Regions from separate parts of the Homo sapiens genome. Here region 2 is linked to region 1. A link is a loop called in an ENCODE intact Hi-C map of the cell type or tissue named here. Cell type or tissue: GM12878. All regions are shown on one strand. Links, peaks and the distances in the headings refer to the core of each region. The heading gives the core; the rest is flanking DNA.

The links. A loop is a pair of places that touch in the nucleus more often than their neighbours do. Peaks named below come from ENCODE experiments on the same cell type or tissue, not always from the same donor. Only the 100,000 strongest peaks of a DNase experiment are listed, where the experiment ranks them.
Region 2: it touches region 1 in a loop (5-fold over the local background); 4 of 110 quality-filtered maps call a loop at or near these places.

What each region holds. Positions count from the first base shown.
Region 1 is chr9:118,516,212-118,528,216 of GRCh38, forward strand. It overlaps LOC105376248 (a long non-coding RNA gene), which reads right to left and starts at 7,286. Exons shown (of 3, transcript XR_930294.2): 1 at 6,943-7,286; 2 at 1,755-1,808; 3 at 830-1,226. In GM12878, for the core only: a CTCF peak has its summit at 6,048 (motif pointing right); a DNase peak (open chromatin) is centred at 6,100.
Region 2 is chr9:117,639,170-117,651,174 of GRCh38, forward strand. It overlaps LOC101928797 (a long non-coding RNA gene), which reads left to right and starts at 9,437. Exons shown (of 6, transcript NR_109806.1): 1 at 9,437-9,526; 2 at 11,683-11,808. In GM12878, for the core only: a CTCF peak has its summit at 5,670 (motif pointing right); a DNase peak (open chromatin) is centred at 5,552.

The DNA.
Region 1 (12,005 bases), core at 1,888-9,887:
ATCGTGATCTAGAGAGGATACCAGGCTAGATAGCAATGGCCTGGCTGTGTTTCTATCTCCACTAACAAATTGCTGACTATGAGCCACTTTCATGTATCAAATATAATAATTCTTATCCCTGGCATATGTATAGATAGCTACAGTTTCAAATCACTTTCGTGTCTAGTTTTATTTTTAATAGATTCTCAGAATTACCATTGAGAAGGGTAGGGTGATATAGATATTATTTTACCATTTTACTAAAAAAGAAACCCACAACATGGTAAGTTAAATGATTGCCTAATGTTATACTAGAATAAGTGTTAAAAGGTCTTTGAATTCAAAGTTTTTTACTCTTAAAATATTATGTATATACACATATATATACACACACATACATATATTTAAAAGTAAAATTATGCCTCATGCAAATATAAAATGAATACATTATATATTTTATTTAACACACTAATTAATAAGGGAACCAGTAAGATGTTACAACTGGTTTGAAGAAAAACTCAAAGTTTTAGTTATTTATGGTCAAGTAAGGAATGCTGAAATGAAATTACAAGTGAATTTGTAAATTTCAAATATGTAATAACTGTTCAATATACACAGGATCATAAGCATTTGCATTCCATGAGCATAATTTGCATTTCTATGTGAGGGGTTTTTCTTCAACCCCCATAGGTTTATATTTGGACTAAACCCCTGTAATAAAAGACACATTTACAAGAGAAAAACAAACAGATGTTTATTAATATGTATATTTCATATATACATGAGAAACACTCGGGATCAGTAGTTCTCAAAGAGGCTTGAAATCTAGCTAATGTAGCATCTTCAACAAAGAGCAATAAAGTTTCAGAGAAGTAACCGAAGGAAAAGGACTTTGAGCCTTTAAGGACTGCAACTTGGAAGAAGGCAAATAACTGGCAGAAAAATGTTAGTTAGTAGAGCTTCTTAATGTAGATTCCCTCTGGGACCATCTCCAGACCGATAAAGATGTAAAGCTGTCTTTGGCGATTAACCTTTTTCTCCTTGGTATAAGGTGGGGTGAGTGAGGGGGTTGCCCTTGTAAATCTATGCTCTGCTTTTAGGCAAATAGATGGAGTACAGAGAGCTTTCCTATATCTGTGTCTTCTTAATTGTTTTCAGTTCAGCCATCTTTCACATCTTGGGATGGCATATTCTGTCCACCCCACCATGAACAAAAATTGTTTGTATTATTATCATCTTCTAATGACCTGCTGGGTTATAAAATAACTCACAGACAGTGAAAGGGAGAGATAACCATGATGGGTGAGCCTCTTACAAAATTTTCCACACATTCCTATGCTTGGAAATATAATGTTCTCATTTTATAACATTCTATTACCATACCCTAAAAAAAAACCCAGCATAATTTTCTCCCTCCCCTTGACCCCATAACTGATCATCTCTGATGTTTGTTATATCCATATCAATATTTTAGGGTTGCTACTCTTCAAGAAAACATGCTAAAATATTCAGATAACAACAATATTGGTAATAATATAAAAATAACTACCATTTGTTCTGGCAGCTACTACATGCTGATTGCCAATGACATCAATTAATAAATGTTTTTATCTTATCTCATTTGATTGTCATGGCAATCTTACAACATATGGGCAATTATTATGCCAGTTTGACAAATATAAAAACAGGCATCAATATAGCAATTAATTTGCCCAAAACTATCCATCTAATATTCAGCAAAATGAGATCCTGTTTTACTTTTTTGTAATACTTACATGAAGAAAATCATGGAGAACATATTTAGCAGCCATGTACTTGAATTTGCCCATCTAAAATAAGGGGAAAACATAAAAATATAATATTATTAACGCTACAAGGGATTCAAGGACTTCAGGAAGGAAAATATTACATCAACCTGTGTCCCTCAGAGTTGTCTCTGAAGTCTCATTATGAAGTGAATGATTTTTAATCAATTTCCTTCATTGGAGTTCCATGGAGAGATTGTTCTGGAAGAAAGGGGTAGTGGTGTAGTCACTGTTTATAGAAAAGGAAATTTTTGCTTTAAACATTGTTTATTGCAAAAGGAAAAATTTTTGATAAAATCATGGCCTCTGAAATTGTATATAGCTAGAACTCTGCTGAGTGATTTAACAGATATGCTATTATAGACATGTTATTTAAGCTGCCTGAACTTCCTCATCTTAAAATAGAAAAAGTACCATTATCTACCACAAAAGGCACTGTGGATTAAATAATATAACGTGGGTAAAAAATTTAGCATTGCGCTTTGCATACAGCATTCAATAAATAGAAATGGATATTAATTATTATCATTATTATTATTAGACACCATGCTTTCAAATTCAACATACTCTTTTAATGTTACTTTATATGTTAAAATAATTATTTTGCCTGAAAAAAAATTAAGTAATAGACATTTTAGAGTGAATGTTTATAAACCACCCTACCCCTACCCTCTCTTTGGAGATTCTCTTACATGCCCTCAGGGAACTGTGTTTTTTTCAACTGACAACATGGGACTCGTTCTCCAATGTTCATTTTATTTTGGTGTTCCATTATAAGGCAGGCTATTCACCAGTTCTCTGACATAAGCATATAGACAGGAATGGGGCACAGTTTAATTGATACCACAGTAAGAACAATCCATAGCCTTTTGTTTGGATGAACAACCTGAGACAACTATGTCTTTGATTTGGAAACAATTACTTTAAATTTGCTTAAGTCAAATATCTCACTTTGAAAAGTTTACCATTCAAAAAGCATTGTTAATATAACCCATTTCAGCCACTCATTCTATTTTGTTTCAGATTTGTTATTGAACAGTGAGAAGGACAGAAGTGGAAGGATGAGGCCCCTCTCTTCCAGGGACTAACCGTCTAGTGTCCTGCATTCACATGGACACTCTTTGTGCAAGATATAGAGTATTAACAATAGAGATCAAATCCAGAGGTTACAAACTGGTAGCCTAAAGGGCCTGCAGATATGTGCGTATTTGACTTGAACTCTGTTGTCTCACCCCCGGTTCAAAAAATTAGTAATTAATTTCCCAAATTAAATAAAAAATATATTTAACATTTCACAAGAAATTCAGAAAATTCTGGTGTTTCCCTTACCTGGGCCTTAACTCCCTAGGTAGTAATCATCAGCTGTATGTAAGCAGTAGCTGTCCTGTGTAAAACACTCTAGGGCTCTCTACTTCACCCTGCCCAGCTTAAAACACAGTTTTATCGTAACTACCTTGTCCCTGTGTGCATCTGAGCCCATGACCTCTGAAATAGTGATCTTTGACAAAACTACAATATGTATAGAGCAAGAGATTATTGATTTCAACAAGAAAGACATCTGGGGAGATGACAAACTAACAAGTGAGTGCTTACTATGTTTTACAAACTTTATATATATTTTCTCTATTAATTCTTGCAACTATTGCCTAAAATAGGTAGCTTTATTGCTCCATTCTCACACTGCTATGAAGAAATACTCAAGACTGGGTAATATATAACGGAAAGAGGTTTAATTGACTCACAGTTCCACATTGCTGGGGAGGCTGCAGGAAACTTACAATCATGACAATCATGGTAGAAAGCAAAGGAGAAGCAGGCACCTTCTTCACAGGGCTGCAGGATGAAGTGAGTGCAAGTAGGGGAAATGCTAGATGCTTATAAGCCCATCAGATCTTGTGAGACTCACTCATTATCACAACAGCATGGGAGAAACCATCCCCATGATCCAATTACCTCCATTTGGTCCTGCCCTTGACACTTGGGGATTATGGGGATTACAATTCGAGGTGGGAGTTGGGTGGGGACACAGAACCAAACCATATTGGCAGCACTGTAGCTCTTCTATATTTGAGGAAAATGAAGCTCAGAGATATTTAGATATGACCTAATTGGCAGAGCTAAGATGTAATTTAAATATAGCAGAGATGAAACAACCCAACAAAATTTGTTTTGTAAACAGACATATTTCTTTTTAGTTTACATTGGTCAGGACAGAATAAGCTTATGTGGTGGTAATAAACTTGGATATATATCAATAACTCAATAGCTCAACAAATAGCAGTGGCTCCAGCATTCACCAGGACAGTTCCCTTACAAGAAGTGACCAGTGATATCAGCAGGATTTGTCTTGAGGCTTCATCATTGCAACAGGAGTTCTCCACAATCACTGTTGCAAGCAAAAGAGGGAAAGTGAACATCATGCATGGGCTTTCACTGTTTCAACCTAGGTATGTCACTTCTGTTCACAGTTCATTGTCAAAAATTTGTGGGAACTCCCTATCCATAAGCAAAAAGGCTAAGAAGTCTTCCCCATACCTGTGGCTAAGAGGGGAAAATGAGCACCAGTAGTGTCTACCATGATGATCTTGGGCAAATTACATGAAATATTTGTTTTCCTTTCCTTATTGGCATAACAAACAAACAAACCAAACAAAAAAACACATAAAACCTGATACCTTTCTCACAGCATTTTGGCAGTGGTTAAGACAATGACTATGAGGAATGATTTCAAATGACCAATAAATTAACCTCTTTGGGTTGCTATATCTGATAAAGACAGTGTGGAGGCATAGGCATAGTGCTTTTTTAGAACTGAGCCAGGTAACTGAGCCATAGCCTCAGTTCCCATGCTGATAATTATGTAACTGCAGACAAGTCTCTAAGGTTTCATCTAAAAAATTGGAAGATTGAACTATAGGATCTCTAGGCTTCCCTCTGCTCCACAATAGTCTATATCTGCCATGAGTTTCTTACAGCAACTACCAGGTCTGTCGATCAGCACCTCACTTGCTTGTCCCTTGATCCAGCAGTTCTTTTGTTGGGAGAAATCTTGAGAAATGTGTTTTCATTTCAGGATTCCATCATGACCAATGCCCAGCACTGTGGCAGATGAAGAGTAAAGGTTTCCGTAAATGAATAACTACTCTAGGCCAGGACAATTGTAAATATAGTGTTAGAATCTGGACCATAAAACACACTTTGAAAGTGATATGGTTTGGATGCATGTCCCTTACAAATCTCATGTTGAAATGTAATCCCCAGTGTTGGAGGTGGAGCATGGTGGGAGGTGTTTGGATCATGGTGGTAGATCCCTCATGAATGGCTTGGTGCCCTGCCCGTGGTAATAAGTGAATTGTTACTCTTTTAGTTCACAAGAGATCTGCTTGTTAAAGGGGACTAGTGCCTCTCCCCTCTCTCTTGCTCCCTCTCTTGCCATGTGATACACCGGTTCCCCTTTTGCCTTCTGTCATGATTTTGTACTTCCTGAGGCCTCACCAGAAGCAGATGCTGGCACTATGCTTCTTCTACAGCCTACAGAACCATGAGCCAAATAAGCCTTTTCTCTTTATAAACTATCTAGTCTTCGGTATTCCTTTATAGCAATGCAAAATTGACTAACACAGAAAGTATTCAATTTTGTAAAGGATTCAATGATTTTCAATGAAAAGAACTTCATCCTGGGATTCTGGAGACCTAGATTCTAGTTCTGAGTCTAACAATAGCCTGCTATGTATGGAATATCAAATTTTTATCCCTTCTCTTGGCCTCTGTTTCTTATCTGTAAATGTAATAACTAAAGAATGCATGGGTTTTATCTCTAGTCAAATCCAAAATATTGATGGTAAAAAAACATTAGTGGTCATGTTAGAAGGATTGAGAGCAAGTCTAGGATCAGCAAAAACATATAGCATGATTGATTAGACATGCTCTTTATGTGCGCAGAAAATGACAACGGTAATATATACAAAAGTTATGTATTCACTGTTTTTGGACTAGATAAACGTTGAGGCAACTGCTAACATTTTATCATGCTATGAATGAGCAAAATCCCTCTTAGAGAGAGGGTCCCTTAGACCTAGAATATCAGAAAGCAAATACTAACCGGCCAATTTCCAAGCCAAAATCTAAGAGCAAGCCAGAAATAAATAATAAGGTCCTGAGACCCAAAGAGAAACATTTGCTAGGCTATGTGGAAGACCTGGCGGTAGAGGGTTAAGAGTTTCGAGCCTGAGCAGTCTGTAGTGTATGTCAGCCAAAAGGGGGCAGTAGAGGCCAGGCTCAGCAAAGTGGATCAGATGAACTAAGCAGGCCCCTCTGCTGCTGCTCTCTGCTGTAGATGCCAGCTTCCAGGTGACCACAGAGGGGAAATGCCTGATGCTTAAATGACAAAGCAGAAGTGGTTTTAGCCAAGGTGCACTTGTACCATGTGGAGAGGAAACTATGACTTTTCATTTGCTTTTAAACCATTCCCCCCTCACCATCTTGAACTTTCTGACCTGAACCAGCAAATTCACCCTAAGCGAGAACAGCAAATTGCACATCACTTGCTGACCTGGGAGGGCTGGACCAGAGCACCTGGCTATTTTCATGCAACCCCTGCCAGTGTTTATTTCTGCCTCTTGGAGTAAGGCTTGTTAGGAAGGAAAATTAACTCATCAGCTACTATTAGCAGGGCCTAAGGACTGCCAGGTTTTTCTGGGAAATGGCAAACCTCTCACTGCCCTTCCCAGAAAGGCCTTCCTCCTGCCAGGAGGCTGTTTAATCAGAACCACAAACAATCGTGAATAAAGGGAAGGTAGTCATATTAAGCAGCACCTGTCCTGTAGGGAACGCAATGATTGCAGAGGAAAAACACAGAGTGAAGCCTGCTTGCATCTCCCTGGGGTGTAGAGACTGACTTCCTCCCACAGCGTGAGTATAAGCTGCTCTCTGTTTTCCCGATGACCTCTCTCTGATGCTAATCTTGATCCTGTTGCCCACCCGTTTAGTGGTGATATATTCAGCCTACATTACATAATTATGGTTATATATAGTTATTTGCAATACAGCGTACATTTATTTTAGCGATGAGTATTAAACGTCTTCTCCTCCCATCATACCACTCCCTCCAAGGCTACATTGGTAACCTTCTAATTGATTTTTCTGTTTCAATTCTTACCTCTTTCAATCCATGCACTACAAAAACAGCCAGCGTGATTTTTGAAAAACAAGCTTGTGTTACTAACTCTCTTGGAAATTTTGTATAGTTTCCCATAGCATTTAAAATAAGTTTTCAACTTCTCACCATGACCTACCAGGTCCTACTTGACCTGTAACCTACCCGCTCTTCCACTCCATCTCATGACACTATTCCCCATACACATTTGCCCCATCTTTCTTTTAAATCTTAGAAAATATGAGATGTCATATTGACTGACTGTACATGCAGAAGCAGAAATGTTCTTTCATGTATTTCTTTTTAAGAGCAATATTGTATTTTTCCAGAAGCCCCTCCAACAGTTATTTTCTTATGGTCTTCTTGGCTAAAACTAAGTAAAAGGCCACATGTAAACCAATCACTATTAAGAGAAATGGAACCATACTGACTTAGATTCATTGTGATTCAATCCCCATGGTGACAATGAGTATAGCATTTTCTGAAGCACATTTAAGAATCTTAAAGTAAGGGAATGGCTGTTACATATGAAACCAATAATATCTCTGCAATTAAAAAAAATAGGATTTAGCCAGGACATAGAACTTAATGAAGGTAATTGTACACATAAAGACTAGTTTGTGAAAAAGCACAGGTATTGGGAAATGTCAAGTCTAATTAGAGTATTTAAAATATCCCATTTAACTAGAATGTAGGGTGTGATAGGAAAGACAAGTAGATGATTGGAAATATCAGTTGGAAAATAATTATAGAGTCTCTGATGTCAAGCAATCATTTTTGAATGAATTAGAAAACTTTGGAAAATAAGTGACCAATTTGAAGTTTTAAATATTTTATATATCAAAAGCCTGACTCCCCAATAATTGAACTCCTTAAAGACATGTACAATCTCTTCTCCTAAAATAATAATTTTGCAGAAACTTTCATACATTCTTATATTTAGATAACCCTAAAAATCCACCAAAAAACTGTTAAAAATAATAAATTTCACAATTGCAAGATATAAAAGCAATGCAAAAATCAGTTGTGCTTGTAAATGCTAGCATTAACCAACAAAATAGAAAATAATCCCATTTATATTGGCAATCAAAGGAATAAAATATTCAAAAATAAACTTAACTGAAGAGGCAAAATACTTGTACACTGGAAACCACAAAACATTCCTTAAAAAAGAAAAAGATACAAATAAATGGAAAGACCTCTTCTGTTAATGGATTAGGAGACATAATATTGTTAAACTGTCTATAATATCCAAGTTATCTACAGATTCAATGCAATCCTTTTCAAATGTCCAGTGGCAGTTTTTGCAGAAATAGAAAGGCCATCCCCAAATTCATATAAAATCTAAAGGGACCCTGAATAGTCCAAGTAATCTTAAGGAAAAAACAACAATTCCTGATTTCAAAACATACCACAAAGAAATAGTAATCGAGATGGTGTGGCATAAAGACAGACATATAGATAAATTGAATAGAATAGAGAAACCAGAAATAAAACCATGCACATATTGTCAAATGAACTTTGCAAGGGTACCTACATTACACAACGGAGAAAGAGGAGTCTCTTCAACAAACAGTGTTGGGAAAACTGGATATTCACATACAAATTAATGAAACTGAACCCACATCTTACACTGTTTACAAAAATTAACTCACAATGGATTAAATATATAAACTTAAGACTTAGAACAAGAAAACTTCTAGACGAAGATGTATTGGAAAAACTTCAGGACATTGGATTTGCTAATTATTTCTTGGTTATGACATCAAAGGCATAGGCCCAAAAGCCATAATTAACAAATGAGACGTCAAACTTCAAAACTTCTCAGCATAAAAGGAAACAATCAACAGAGTGAAAAGACAATCTAAAGAATGGCAGAAAATATTTGCAAATTATGTGTCTAATAAGGAGTTAATATCTAGAATATATAAGGAACTCTTATAATGTAACAATAACAGAAAAATAACTCAATTTAAAAAAGAGCAAGAACTTGAGTAGATAATTCACTAAAGATATTAAAAAAGACCAGTATTTATAAGAAAATATGTTCAACATTACTAATCATTAAGAAAAATGTAGACTAAAACCACAGTGAGGGCCAGGCATGGTGGCTCATGCCTGTAATCTCAGCACTTTGGGAGGCCACAGTGGGAGGGTCATTTGAGGCCAGGATTTCAAGACCAGCCAGAGCAACATAGCAAAACCCTTCCTCTACACACACACAAACAAACAAACAAGCAAACAATTAGCCTGATGTGCACCTATAGTCCCAGTTACTCAGGAGATTGAGGTGGAAGGATCAGTTTAGGCCAGGGAGTTGAGTTGGCAGTGGGTCATAATCACACCACTGCACTCCAGCCTAGGTTATGGAGTGAGACCCTGTCTTAAAACAAGAAAACAAACAAACAAATAAACACAACCAGAATAAACTATCACTTCATACCCATCAGACTGACCACTATTAAAAGAACAGCAACAAGAAAATCAACAAGTGTTGGTGAAGATAGAAATTGGAACCCTTGTGTTCTGTTAGTGAGAATGTAAAATGATGCTGCCATTATGGAAAACAGTGTGGATGTTACTAAAAACATTGAAAATAGAATTACCATATGATCCAGCAATCTAATTCTGGGTAAGTATCCAAAACAAAGCAATATTTCAAGAGATATTTGAATACCGATGTTCATTACAGCATTATTCAAAATAGCCAAGAGGTAGAAACAACCCAAATGTCCATTGACAGATGAACAGATAAAAAAAAATGTGGCATATTCATGCAATGGAATGTTATGGAGTCTTAAAAACGAAGAAAATCCTGTCATATACTACAACATAGATAGCTTTGATGACATTATGCTAAGTGAAATAAGCCAGTCAAAAAGACAAATATTATATGATTCCAGTCATGATTATATTATGTCATCCACCTAGAACCTGTGAAGATGGCCTTATTTAGAGAAAAGGGTTTTCACAGATACAATTCAGCTCAAGGACGTGAGATGAGACTGTGCAAGCCTAAAATTAAATAACAGGAGAAAAAGCAGAGGGTGATTTGAGATATGGAGACACAGGAAGAGAAGAAAGCCATGTAGAAATGAGAGTAAAGATGAGAGTGATGTCTACATGCCAAGGAATGCCAGGGTTTGCCAGTAGCCACCAACAGCTAGAAAAGATTCTCCCTCAGAGCTTCCAGAAGGAACCAATGCTTCTGATACCTTTCTTTCAGACTTATGCCCTCCAGAACTATGGGACAATAAGTTTCTGTTTTTGTAAACCATAAAGTGTGTGGTAATTTGTTAGAGCAGTTCTAGGAATTTAATATAAATGATTTGATAATCAAAAGACAATGAGTATCACCATCAGTATAGATCAACATATTAGTAACTGGTGAATCCTGTAGTAATTACTTTATGTTTAGATGGTGATCAATATTTTTAGAATCTGCAAATCACTATGAATTCTTTACCTGTAAAAGTACACATGTCCAATACATTCACAGCCTTATATACAATTATGAGGTTGGGAACCTGTTAAGCCCAACCATGAACATAGAACACATATCTAAAACCACTCTCATTCTCACCTTCAATGATACATGATCTGAAACAAGAAAGACGAGTGAGGTTTTTATAGACACAAAAGAGAAGGCCTGGAGACATGGTATTGAGGACTACGAAAATAGAAACATTGGGTTAGGTAGACACTAAATATTTGGAAGACTTTGAATCATGTGCCAAAGAATGTGGAGTTTGTCTTTTAATTACTAGGGATCCATCAAAACTTTTATCTAAGAGAATCATAATAGGAGCTTGATATATGTGCAAATGAACAAAGCCAATTACATTTAGGAAGTCCAATCAACACCTTGAAAAGAATAGATTATCTTTCACAACAAAATTATAATGCATGAACTATGTGATCTAAGCTGCAGCATATAATTCACTAATATTCCAGCAACAAAGATGTCCAGGGAGCATACTTGGGGACATATGGAGCGTTATGAATTGCAGTCTTTCTTTGCAACTCCAAATAGACTATTATATATTTTCAAATTGCTTATTTCAAAGCAGAGTTAGTTTCTCCCATAGGTACCAATTCATATAACAGCAACCTACAGAACAGCCCTCTGTGGCAAACATTATTAGATATTAAAAAGAGAAAAAGAAAAAAATAAATGAAGTCATTGGAGGAAAGTGGTCTTTTCCTGTCTCTTGGGCTAGATATCAATTCTCCAGGATTTCTTTCTCCTCTTTACAAGATAAAAATGTGACATAGCTGAGGACCCCCTGTAGAGAGAGAATAAAACATGAGATAGTATGTTTGGCCTAGGAAAGTGAGTAATGTGGAAAATTCTAGCAGACATATGTAGTGTGAAGGAGATCATGAATTAGAAAAGACTTGAATTTCAGAATCCGGGATCTGGAAGTTATTTACTGTATACTCTTAGCCAAGTGATTTAAAATATCTGGGCCTTACTCTCTCTATCTTTAAAATGGAGAGAATACTCACCTCACAGAGAGTAATTAAATGACATAATATATCTGATTCTCTAGACAAAGATTGTTTGCTCAGAAAATATTGAATCCTTTTCATTGATGCAGAGAATGAAAGTAGAGAAGAAAATTAGGGACACGTGAAACACAATTCTTTCAATGTATGGCCTGTCCATATATATATGTCACATATTCCTGTGCTCAGGTGACTTCTTATATTTTAAGATATATGCAGTCCACAAGGCCTTCACTGATCACACTCACACTAAACTGGAAGCAAACGGAACACAATTCAAATTCCTATGGCCACTATTTTTCAATAAAATCATTTTGCATACTTGAGCTCCAGTTTCCTTATGTAAAGAGGGGGCAAAATAGCAACCCTAAAGCATACTTTGAGGACAAAAAATAGTTTAATCTTACTCAAGCTCATCATAAAACACCCCTCTCCTTAGCTGTTAGAATTAAAAGTATGTGATACTTCAACTTTTTCTTTATATTTTCAGTGTTCTTTGTACATCTGAATTTTTTTCAGCTATTACAGTAGTTACTATTTCCAATTTGAATGGTTAT
Region 2 (12,005 bases), core at 1,238-9,237, 880 kb before region 1:
CTCCAGAGCTGGGATGAGTTCCTTTTTTTTTTTTTTTTTTTAGACAGAGTCTCGCTCTGTCCCCCAGGCTGGAGTGCAGTGGCGCCATCTCAGCTCACTGCAACCTCGGCCTCCCTGGTTTACGCCATTCTCCTGCCTCAGCCTCCTGAGTAGCTGGAACTACAGGCGCCGGCCACCACGCTCAGCTAATTTTTTCTTTCTTTTTTTTTTTTTGTATTTTTAGTAGAGACGGGGTTTCACCGTGTTAGCCAGGATGGTCTCGATCTCCTGACTTCGTGATCCGCCCACCTCCCAAAGTGCTGGGATTACAGGCGTGAGCCACCGCGCCCCGCCGAGTTCCTTTTTTTTAACGTTGTCTTTCATCTCTAGCCTCTTTTGTAGGGCTGAATCAGCATTTTCTGGATTTTGTGGAAGTTTGAGACACATCTTCCAGAGCTTGTCTGGACTTGGAGTTTGAAGAAAGTTTGGAGCAGCTAAGCACCTCCAAAGGTTGTGAGATGGAAAATGGAAAGAAGTTTACTTTGAGAAATAAAGTGAAGCTTAGAGAATGAAGGTGAGGCTGAGAATGGATGAAACCGGAGACTGAGAAGGGATCAGCTTCCGGAATAGCACATCTTTCTTAGTTTTGGATTCTCTATTGCCACTTACTGAAAGGTCGCTGAGGCCAGTCCTCTATGGAGAGGGATCATCACACACATTTACACATCGCTTTATGTTTTGTAAAATACTTTCATCACCATGTCTTCAATCATCATTAAAAAAAACAAACGAACCTGAATGAGGAAAAGAGGAGAACCACCATGCTCACTTCATACAAAATGAAACTAAAGTCCCAGGAGAGCTTGGGTAGAGCATTCAAATTCAGAGTTCTACCCAAATCATCTACTGCATCATGCAGCCTTTAACATTAACCATCAGGGAGTGGATTTGATCCTTGCTGGCAGAACAGACATACATCTTGCTGTTTCCTGCTTTCTCACTCCTGGCAGACAACACACACCAAACGCAGCCCTCTTTCCAACTGAACCTGGACCTTGCCTGGGTCCTTTTAATCACACTATTCCAAGCAGCCACTACCAGTGAATTGGGATTAGCCTTAAAATAAAACCTTTTTCCAATCTTAAGTCACATGATGCCTAAGGTCTATTTTAACTTTGTTAAATGATTTTATATTTAATTGTGATGGTTCTAGAAACTAGCTTTTATCCAACTAAAAGTCATCAGAAGCCTATGATATCGTGGGCATCCCTTTATTCATCATGTGAGCAAGATATGTTTTCTAGAGTTTTGTGCTCACAACCTGGTGGAGGTGATAGACAGACAAGTAACTGAACAGATGTCTAGTTTTTATGTATTTTAAAATATTTTAGAAGAACATAGGAGGCAGAAGGTAATGTCCATTAGGGATAAAGGTGGTGCTAGCAAAAGACAAATCTGGAATCCTTGTGGACAATATGTATTTTGAGTAGATTTCAAGGTGGAAGGAATGAAAAAGGCATTTTCAACATTAAAAACCACTTAAACAGAGGCATCAAGGCACAGAGAGAGTTGTGTGTGGGAGAATGTCAATTTCTTGAAGGTCGAGAGTAAGTTTCTGTTCTGGATGCCTTAGTGGATGAGCAGTTGCTTAATTGGAATGCTTTCCATGTATTGATTGATTGAAAAATAAAAAAGATCACTCACAAAAAAGTAACTATGGGAGATGACAGATATGGTAATTTGCCTCACACTAGTAACCAACTTACTTTCTATATGTATCCTATAACATTTTGTTGCAAACCTCAAGTAAACACAATAAAATTTAATTTTTTTAAACCCCAAGGAAAAAAGGAAATGATGCTTATCTTTAGGAAGCTTACAACTGAACAGGAAAGCGGAGAAATATTTGGATATCAGAAAATGTGGGTTCCAGTTCTGACCCTAACTGCAACTTTGAGAAGTCACTCTCCCAAAAGCCAAGTTTCAAAGGTTAGAAAATGGCTTTATCTTAAGTGCTGACCCTGATGAGTCTGGAGCAGTGTGCTGAAAATATGCCTCAAAGACACAAATGGCATTGCTATTTTCCTGCTAAATGAATTAGCAAAGTCTGCTATGGGAGGGGCTGGGAGAATGGCAATACCAGTGCCATATATTGTCATCCCCACACAAGTCCATTTCCAAGGTCCCTGTGAACTCTATGTTCCAATGATTCTTTCAATAACCCTATGCTATCTATATTGTAACCTCAAAAGACAGCAGGTGGAGGAAATAAGATAATTTATCCTATGTCCACAGGATACACACACTATTGGAAACAAGAAAGGAAAACTCCTGACTACTCTCTTTTATTTTCAGATAACATTTTGAAAAATTCTTGGGCTCAGCATCCTTGGTTCCTGGCCATCAGCCCTGGTAAAATCAGTCCCTTCTGGTCCATTACAAATTAAATAATCATAGCTCTATTCATCAGGAAAATATATGCAGAAAGGCTTCATACTCCATCAATTAGTATGAAGGCTTCGAGCCTTTCATTGACTAACTCTGAGCACTTCATGGTGACTATTTCGCTCGTACATCCACGGGAGTAGGCAGAGACTGCCTGCTATTGCCTGGCTCGGTGCTTCCGTGTAATGATTCTTCAAGTGCCTGCATTGGGAGTATACATCTGCCTGGCCACATTCCTGGCATATGCCTTGCCCAGGTCCTTTTAATCACACTATTCCAAGCAGCCACTACCAATGAAGTAGTACTGTGTCCGGAATTGGTGGGTTCTTGGTCTCACTGACTTCAAGAATGAAGCCACGGACCCTTGCGGTGACTGTTGCAGTTCTTAAAGGCGGCGTGTCCGGAGTTTGTTCCTTCTGATGTTCGGATGTGTTTGGAGTTTCTTCCTTCTGGTGGGGTTCGTAGTCTCGCTGGCTCAGGAGTGAAGCTGCGGACCTTCGCAGTGAGTGTTACAGCTCTTAAGGCTGTGCGTCTGGAGTTGTTCCTTCCTCCCGGTGGGTTAGTGGTCTCGCTGGCTTCAGGAGTGAAGCTGCAGACCTTGCGGTGAGTGTTACAGCTCATAAAGGCAGTGTGGACCCAAAGAGTGAGCAGCAGCAAGATTTATTGCAAAGAGCAAAAGAACAAAGCTTCTACAGCGTGGAAGGCGACCTGAGCCGGTTACCACTGCTGGCTAGGGCAGCCTGCTTTTATTCTCTTATCTGGCCCCACCCACATCCTGCTGTTTAGTAGAGCCCAGTGGTCTGTTTTGACAGGGCACTGATTGGTGCATTTACAATCCCTGAGCTAGACACAAAGGTTCTCCACCTCCTCACCAGATTAGCTAGATGCAGAGTGTGGAAACAAAGGTTCTCCAAGTCCCCATCAGAGTAGCTAGATACAGAGTGTGGATTGGTGCATTCACAAACCCTGAGCTAGACACAGGGTGCTGATTGGTGTGTTTACAAACCTTGAGCTAGATACAGAGTGCCGATTGGTTTATTTACACTCCCTTAGCTAGACGTAAAGGTTCTCTACGTCCCCACCAATCTCAGAAGCCCAGCTGGCTTCACCCAGTGGATCCCGCACCGGGGCTGCAGGTGGAGCTGTCTGCCAGTCCCGCGACTTGCGCCCGCACTCCTCAGCCCTTGGGTGGTCGATGGGAGTGGGCGCCTTGGAGCAGGGGGTGGCGCTCGTCAGGGAGGCTTGGGCCGCACAGGAGCCCACGGAGGGGCGGGGGGGAGGAGGCTCAGACATGGCCGGCTGCAGGTCCGGAGCCCTGCCCCGCGGGAAGGTGGCTAAGGCCTGGCGAGAAATTGAGCACAGCAGCTGCTGGCCCAGGTGCTAAGCCCCTCACTGCCCGGGCCGGCGGGGCCGGCCGGCCGCTCCGAGTGCGGGGTACGCCGAGCCCACGCCTACCCGGAATTCACGCTGGCCCGCAAGCACCGCGCCCAGCCCCGGTTCCCGCCCGCGCCTCTCCCTCCACATCTCCTCGCAAGCTGAGGGAGCCGGCTCCAGCCTTGGCCAGCCCAGAAAAGGGCTTCCACAGTGCAGCGGCGGGCCGAAGGGCTCCTCAAGTGCCGCCAAAGTGGGAGCCCAGGCAGAGGAGGCGCCGAGAGCGAGCAAGGGCTGTGAGGACTGCCAGCACTCTGTCACCTCTCAGTACTAGGTACTAAATCTGTTAATATTTGTAGAAGAGAGAGTGTTCATAGGACATTGTACCGAACAACTTGTTAAGCAGATATAACATGCCTGACCCACTGCGAGGCATAGGAAGAGGTCTCCAGAAACACAAGGTGGACTTTCTTCCTTTCTGTGCTGTCTGTGAAAATAAGCAGTTGGGCTGGACTGTGTCTATCAGTGAAATACAATATGAGGAACAGAAGTGTTCCGCTTGGGTTTCCGGTTATAGGAGCATGGTGATTTTTCAGGTGATACTCATTTAGATTACAACTTGATAGCGGCTTCTTCTGAAACCAGGTGAAGAATTCGTGGCTAATATTGCCACAATTTGTTGTTTACTGTTCCTATCTGCTTTGTAACACCTGCACTATGCTGTCCTTCTTGCATCTCAAACAACATCCTCTCCTTTATCTAGAGCCAGATTTGTTTGGCTGTTAATGTGATTTGCCTCTAAGAAACATTCTCTGAAAAGTCCAGAACAGCCTATGTTTAACCTTAGTAGCCTTTGATACGTCTTTTTGCAGCATGCTTATGTCAGGACATAAAAAGTCTGAATGTGAATTACGAATGGAGTTGTGTGCCATTTGTCGTTCACAACTGCTCTGTGGTCAATTTGTTTTCTTATTGACTTTTTTTTCTGTTCTCATCTGTTATTTTCCAGATATTTATTGGGTACCTAATACTGTGTATTATTACCTTGGAATAAGTGGAAAAAGAATATAACTATAGTGCATCTTGTCTCTTAAAGCAGAGTCAAAATTCCTCTAGTAAAAGTCAGTTTTGTTTAGGCTTACCTCGTCATCTACCTGAATGGACCTTAGTGATTTGTTTAATTCAATCCTCTCTTTATATAGTTGAGAAAACTAAGGCTCCTAGAGGAAAAAGTGACTGACTCAAGGGTACGCAGCTCCCATGGGTGTAACCTAATTCTGATTCCTACTCCAGGGTTTCTTACCTATATGCTGCACAGTGCCCAACACTGTGCAGAAAAGAGGAAGGAAGAGGTCATCAGGGCAAGTTAAGCAGGGTAGCTAAGAAATTAGTGAGTCATTTATTTGCTGTATTTTCTCCATTCAATATATACTTTTTAAAGACTCGTTACTATTTGTGAGGTGTGAAAAAAACAGTCTCTGCCATCTGCCAGTTCACTTCCTGGTAGGGGAGAGAAATCCACACACATTTAATTTGCATACAGTTTAGAATTTTGGTAAGTGCTACGATCACAATAAATAAAATGAAACGTGTTTGAAGGTCAGAGATTAATTGTGTTTGGTCCTATGAGCAAGTTTCTTACATTTTAGAACTTAGAGTACACGAGGGAAGAGGCATTCCATGAAAAGGGGCTAGCGGAGGAACATAAGTGTAAAAGGCCTCCAAATATAGTTTGCAGCATATACCAGCAGCAAAGACAGGAAAGTACCCCACTTAGGATCTGCTGGAGGTTAATCCTGATCTTACGCCACTTCCCATTTAAGGTTTCATTGGTTTTCACGTAAGTGTGCATGGATGCAGTGTTAGCTCTGGCCACATGATGGCGGTGCAGGGCCACAAAAGGGTCGCAAAGCCTCTGAACTAATTTTGAAGGTTGTGTTTGTAAAAAATGCCGGGAAGGAAGAAGGGTGCCCCAGACCAGGGGTCAGAGCGGCTTGGAGGGGCTTCTGGGAGAAGACAGCAGCCCTCAGATCTGGAGAGGCGGGTGCCATTATTCTGAACCTCTGGTCTGTTCAGAAACTCCGGAAATAATTTAGATGTTACATAACCTGTAGCCAGTGAAGAAAGCAGCCCTTTTGAATAGTACCCATTTAAAAAAATAAGAAGGCTTATAATACCCCACCTCCCAGTTTCCCTGAATGCTTTCCTTCTCTGTCAGGGTTGTGCCTGTGGTGCCTTGTTGCCACTTTGGTTGAGTAAAATGAGAGGTAGTTATCCAATGTGTTGGGAAAAGGAATAAATTGTTTCTTAATTACAGTACCCCTCAGACAGTATACGGAGAGGGAAAGGACACTAGTCCAAAACCCTTTGATCTGGGCTTGCCTTGCTCAGGCCACTTGCTTGGTTTTTCTCATCTCTTGAGTATATGGCGTGGGGGGTGGTTTTGTGTGTGTGTGTGTGTGTGTAATGGTGTGTGGTTGTGCGATTGCACCTATGTGTAGTGGAGGGAATAGAGATACATGTGGTGGTGCTGGCACAGGCCATAGCTAAGGGCATTTTTGGCTCTGTGTAGAGTCTGGGATAGAGAAAGAGGAAGAGAGTGAGAGAGAGAGAGAGAGAGAGACAGAGACAGAGAAAGAGGGAATGAATTCCCAGAAGATTCCTGGGGTTAAGGAAATGATTTGATTAAAATCTCTGGCAAAGAGTGAGTTTTGAAATCGATTATTTAACCCATGTTCTTCCCTGACTTCTCACTTTTCAGTCCACCCCTGCATGCTGTCTGTGCCTGTCTTGTTCTTTCTGTCTTGGCAGCCACTCCTGTCTCCTCTCTTTCAATCTCTATTACCCTCAGTTTCCATCCTCTTTTCTGTTGCTTTCAAATAAAAGCTTTGTGGGAGAGAAAGAGGGCCTAGGGTCAGACTATACAGTGCCCCCAAGAAAAGGAAGAAAAGAATGATGGAAGAATCCCTGCTGTCTGTGTGGCTGGGGGTGGTGGGGGAAGCAATGTTGGAAGAGAGGGATGATAAATAGATAAGCCCCCACGTTGAGGAGGCTGCTGTCCAGGAGAAATCCTGCTTCAGAAGAGGAGGAAACAAATAAAGACAAATGTCCAGGAGCTGGAAATGGGTGGAGTTGATGAGATGGGGTGTTTGTTTGCGTGTGGAAATTGTAGCTTCTCTCTCTTTTCATTCTACAAAGACAGAACTTCTCAATTTTTAAGTCACAATACATTTCCAGAAATCATTTATTTCTAAACATTACCAGTCAAATCCCCCATTCCTTTCTGCTTTTAGAATTTGAGTGAGATTGATTTGTGTTTTTAATTTTAAAGGGCAGAAAAACAGGCTGTTCAAGTGTTCCGCTGGCATGGGAATTCCGGGCATGGTCTTTGTCCTCCTCCCTTCATTCTTTCCCACTCCCTCTTTTCTGCCCCCTCATCCACACCAGGGAGGGTCCCCAGGATGCCAAGATAATAATTTTGATTTGGTTTTATTTTTATATTTATAATGCAACGTAAATTTTTTTCCAGAATTGATATTTGTAAAGACCATTTTCAAATATACACAAGTCAGAGAGGCAGCGTGGGTGGGATTTGAGAAAGAATGTGTTGTTTTTCTCTGTTATCATTATTATTTACTAACCTTTTATTCAAGCACTGTAATGGAAGATCGACAAAACAACTCTCATCCCATAATCAATTATAGCTGGAAGACAATAAATAGCTATTCAACGTTTCTTTCATGTTCTGGAAAAAATGGATATATTGACTGCCTTTAAAGTTGGGGCCCTTCCATAGACGCTGGGTGGGCTGTTGTAATTGGCTCTTCTAATCCCATAATCTTTATGAGCTTGGCATAGATGAACATAACAAAAATCATGATAAAAACAATAATTTACTTTGGTGTTAGCTGTTAGAGTTTGTAAAACAATGGCATAGGCATTATGAAATTGAATTATTTCAACTGCCCTGTGAGATAGTAATTATTTTCCCCATTTTGTCAATGAGGCAACTGTGATTCAGCCAGACTGAACTTGGGCCAGCATTCCCCTCACTACATCCAAGCAGCAGCAGCCTAACGCATCCTCTTTCTGCAGATGTACAGACCAAGTCTAAATGAGGTGGCACACATTCAACGAGGGTAAGGTAGGATGGGTACAAAATGCCCACAGATGCCCCAGGAAGCAGACCAAGAGCAGGGAAGTCATTTGGAAACAGACCTTCTTTCAAGTTCTGACTTCACTCTTACTAGATCAAAAGCTGTGGACATAAGACATGACTTTTTCAAACTTTAGTTTTTTCAACTATACAATGAGGATAAATGTGCCTGCCTTTTGAGAAGATTAAATGAGATGAAATTAAATGAAATGAAATGATGTAAAGTGTTTAGTATGGATTCCACACATGCTGGTTGTTATTATGCCACATACCGTCTACATGAACCATCCATTCCGAGACCTCTTATTTTATTTTTTTATTTTTTTATTTCTTTTTTGAGACGGAGTCTCACTTTGCCTTGTCACCCAGACTGGAGTGCAGTGGTGCAATCTCGGTTCACTGCACCCTCCACCTCCCCAGGTTCAAGCGATTCTCCTGCCTCGGCCTCCTGAGTAGCTGGGATTACAGGCACATGCCACCATGCCTGGCTAATTTTTGTATTTTCTAGTAGAGATGGGGTTTTGTCATGTTGGCCAGACTGGTCTCAAATTCCTGACCTCGGTGATCCACCCACCTTGGCCTTGCAAAGTGCTGAGATTACAGGCATGAGACACCATGCCCAGCCTCCTAGACCTTCTTTCAACCAATATCAGACACAAGGGAGAGAGAAACTGTATTATTTATCTATTGCTGCATAACAAATTATCTCAAAATGTAGCAACTTAAAACCATGATAAACTCTGCCACCTTTCATAGTTATGTGAATCAGAATTTAAGGAGAGGCTTATGGGTGATCATGGCTCAGCATCTCTCAGGAGGTGGTAGCCAAAATGTTGGCCTGGGCCATAGTCATCTAAGGGCTCACCTGTGGTTGGGGTATCTGTCTCCCAGGTGGCTCAACTGTCAGGTCCATGATGACTGCTGTGAATGGCCCCAGTTCCTGGTCATCTGGATTTCTCCATAGGGCTGTTTGCTGAATTCCTTCACAGTATGGTGGCTGGCTCCTTACAAAAAGAGCCATCCAAGAGAGCAAGATGGAACCTGCAGTGTTGTTTATGGCTTATCTTAAAAGTCAAACCACCATCTTCACAACATCTTACAGGTGACATTGGTCAGCTCTACCCAGTATGGAAGTAGTCTGCACAGGGGCACACTATCAATCAAGTAGAATAACAAAGGGCAATCTTGGAAGCTGGCTGCTGCAAAGCCTCCTCCTGCAAAGCCTGCAAATCCTGCTCCTACTCTAGACTCATAGTTTTTTACTAAGAATTTGTTTTGGGAATGCCTCAGTCTTTTTAGTTAAATGGTCATGATGGGGTAACATTGGCAACAGACCCTCAGAAATCAAGGTGTCCACTTCATAAAGCACTACATGGACACATCAGAAAAAGTGTGAGATGGGCAAGCGCTCCTAACTGAAGCATCAAGGACCAATGAGTCTACAGGACCCACTGTTCTCTCAACTTCCAATGCAGCCCTTCTTCTGCTACCTTACCCTGAGGACTTGGACATTCCAGCGTATCGCAGAACCGGAATTCAGCTCCCATTGCCCACAACAGTGCTTCCCTGCCTCAGGTGGGTCCTCAGAATCATTAAGCGTGCTTGTTGAGTTTAAAAATTCCAGGGTACCTCGTGGAGAGACTTACTCGGGAGGCTTGGGAGGAAGGCTGGGAATCTGTGTTTTGGACCATCATCTCAGATGATTCTTAATATCAAGCAAATTTGGGAAGGTACTGAAGAGCTAATGGGAGGCATATAGAGCTGAGTTCCTCTCTCAGTCACACCACGTGTGCATTGAAGTTGCTCATAGCCTTTGGCCTCACAGCCATTGCTAGTCTCGCTCATCTTCCCTGGCTGGCTCTTCTACGTCTTGCCTTGCATGTCTGTGTCTATGGATGCCTAATCCTACTCCCCTCCACTGCCAGCGCCAAATTGACATCCTGCAAAAACACACAGAATGTTTGAGTGTTTTGTCTGTTTGGACAAGCAGGGGGTTCCCTGGGCATTTGGAGATAATTTCTTGGTTAAATTATATATTTTTCTCCTTTCATGTTTGAAAAAAACAAATTGGCTTCTTTACAGTTGCCTAATCTTTCCCTCCTCATTTCCTGCTGAGAAGACAAATCTTCTACTCTTTTTTTTTTTTTTAAAAGTCCCCAGCACACTCATAATCAGTCAGTTTATAAACCAACGTTCCAGCCCAAAGTATTGCATGAGTAAGGGGGAAAATCCTTTGTTTAACCACAGACTATTTCCCTAAATTTCCATTGTTTGAGAGTGACCTCTTGGATGTCACTCATTCTGCAGAAAAATTGTGTGGTTTTATTCTGGTCCACGGTTTCTATGCTTGTATATTGACGGGGTTCCTATCATGTGTTCTTTTCTAAAAAGTCAACAAGGAAAACAAGTGGGTTAAGCCCTCAACTAGTCTACTAGGAGAAAGCTAAGGGGGAGACATAATTTAAATGCAAGGTAGAATGTGAAGGCAAAGTGTCGTGGTTCATTCCTGTAATTCCAGCACTTTGGGAGGCCAAAGCAGGAGGATCCCTTGAGCCCAGGAATTCAGAAGCAGCCTGGGCAACATAGTGAGACTCCATCTCTAAACAAACAAAAAAATAATGGGCATGGTGGTACACACCTGTAGTCCCAACTCCCTGGGAGGCTGAGATGGGAGGATCACTTGAGTCTTGGAGGTCGAGGCTGCAGTGAGCCATGCTTGCACCACTGCACTCTAGCCTGGGTAATAGAGCAATATCCTGTCTCAAAAACAAAAAAATCGAATGAAAAGTGTCTTAAAAGAACTGAACCTAAAGTAACATAAAGTGAACATATAGAAAACTCAAAGGAGGGAAAAACATTCCAAGAGACAATCACAGAAGGCATTGAGCATAGAAGTTTAGGGCATGAGACTCTGCCGTTAGATCACAGGATTCAAACTCCAGCTTCACCAAACACGAGTTCTTTGATTTGGGGGAAGTCCATTAATCAATCTTTCTGGGTCTCAGTGCCATTGTCTGTGAAATGGGGATAATAAAAGTTCTCAACTTTGGGTGGTTATGAGAATTCAGTGAGTTAATATAGAGTAACTAATCAGTGTCTAGTATGTAGCATGGGCTCAAAAAATTAATTGCTTTTGAGCTGAGCTTTGAAGGATGGGTGAGACTTTGGCATGTATAGGTGGAGGTGGGCAGGGAGATTCTTCTAGACTAAGAAAATAACAGGAGAAAACCCCAAAGCGGGAGAGGAGTGATTGTCAGGCATCTATGAGAACAGAAGTGCCCTTTAGTTGAAGAAAAGGGTGAGTAAGGAGTGGAGGAAGATCAGGTGCAAGGATGTGTTGAGATCCGATCTCCCCCCTTTTTAATGGCTTGCTTACTTCATTGATTATACTACTATTATATCATGTTAATTATAGAATGAATCCTTGTGGGGCATATATGGTGGTAAATACAATTATTTTAACTCTTCTTAAGTTGAAGAAATGGTTACACTAAAATAATGGGAACTTACATTGCTCTGTTTCATTTTGCTCAATATTTCGTCTCCATAATTTCTGGTAAAATAGCCTCAAGCCTGACAACAAAAACGGTCCAAGGCTATCAGGAATTGATACTTTTATGCCGGCAGCTGGGAGACATGTAACCTTCCAGAAGATTTTACAAAATTTAAAGTTGATAGTGCATTTGTCTTGTTTGAAAGACATCTAATTCTTTCTTTCCCTTTTTCTTTAGTTTCATAGAAATGATCCCTTCGTAACTCAGCAGCTCATATACAGTGATAAAGTATCAAGTCCATCGTTTTCCCAAATCAAGAGCAATGCATCCCACACAAATGGGCAAGAATTGCAGCTGACAGAGGTAGGATTTTTCAAAGATCCCTTGGCCCAGTTGGATCCTTTAAACCTCAGGAATTTCTTTCTGATGTGAAAGGCATGGAAATTTGAAAAGAGAGCTGACCTGGTGAGGACCATAGAGAATGGGGTATGTTCTTTCTGGGGAAAGGGGGGCAAGAAAAAAAAAGCTACTTGGAGAAAGGAACGTTTCTGATAAAGATT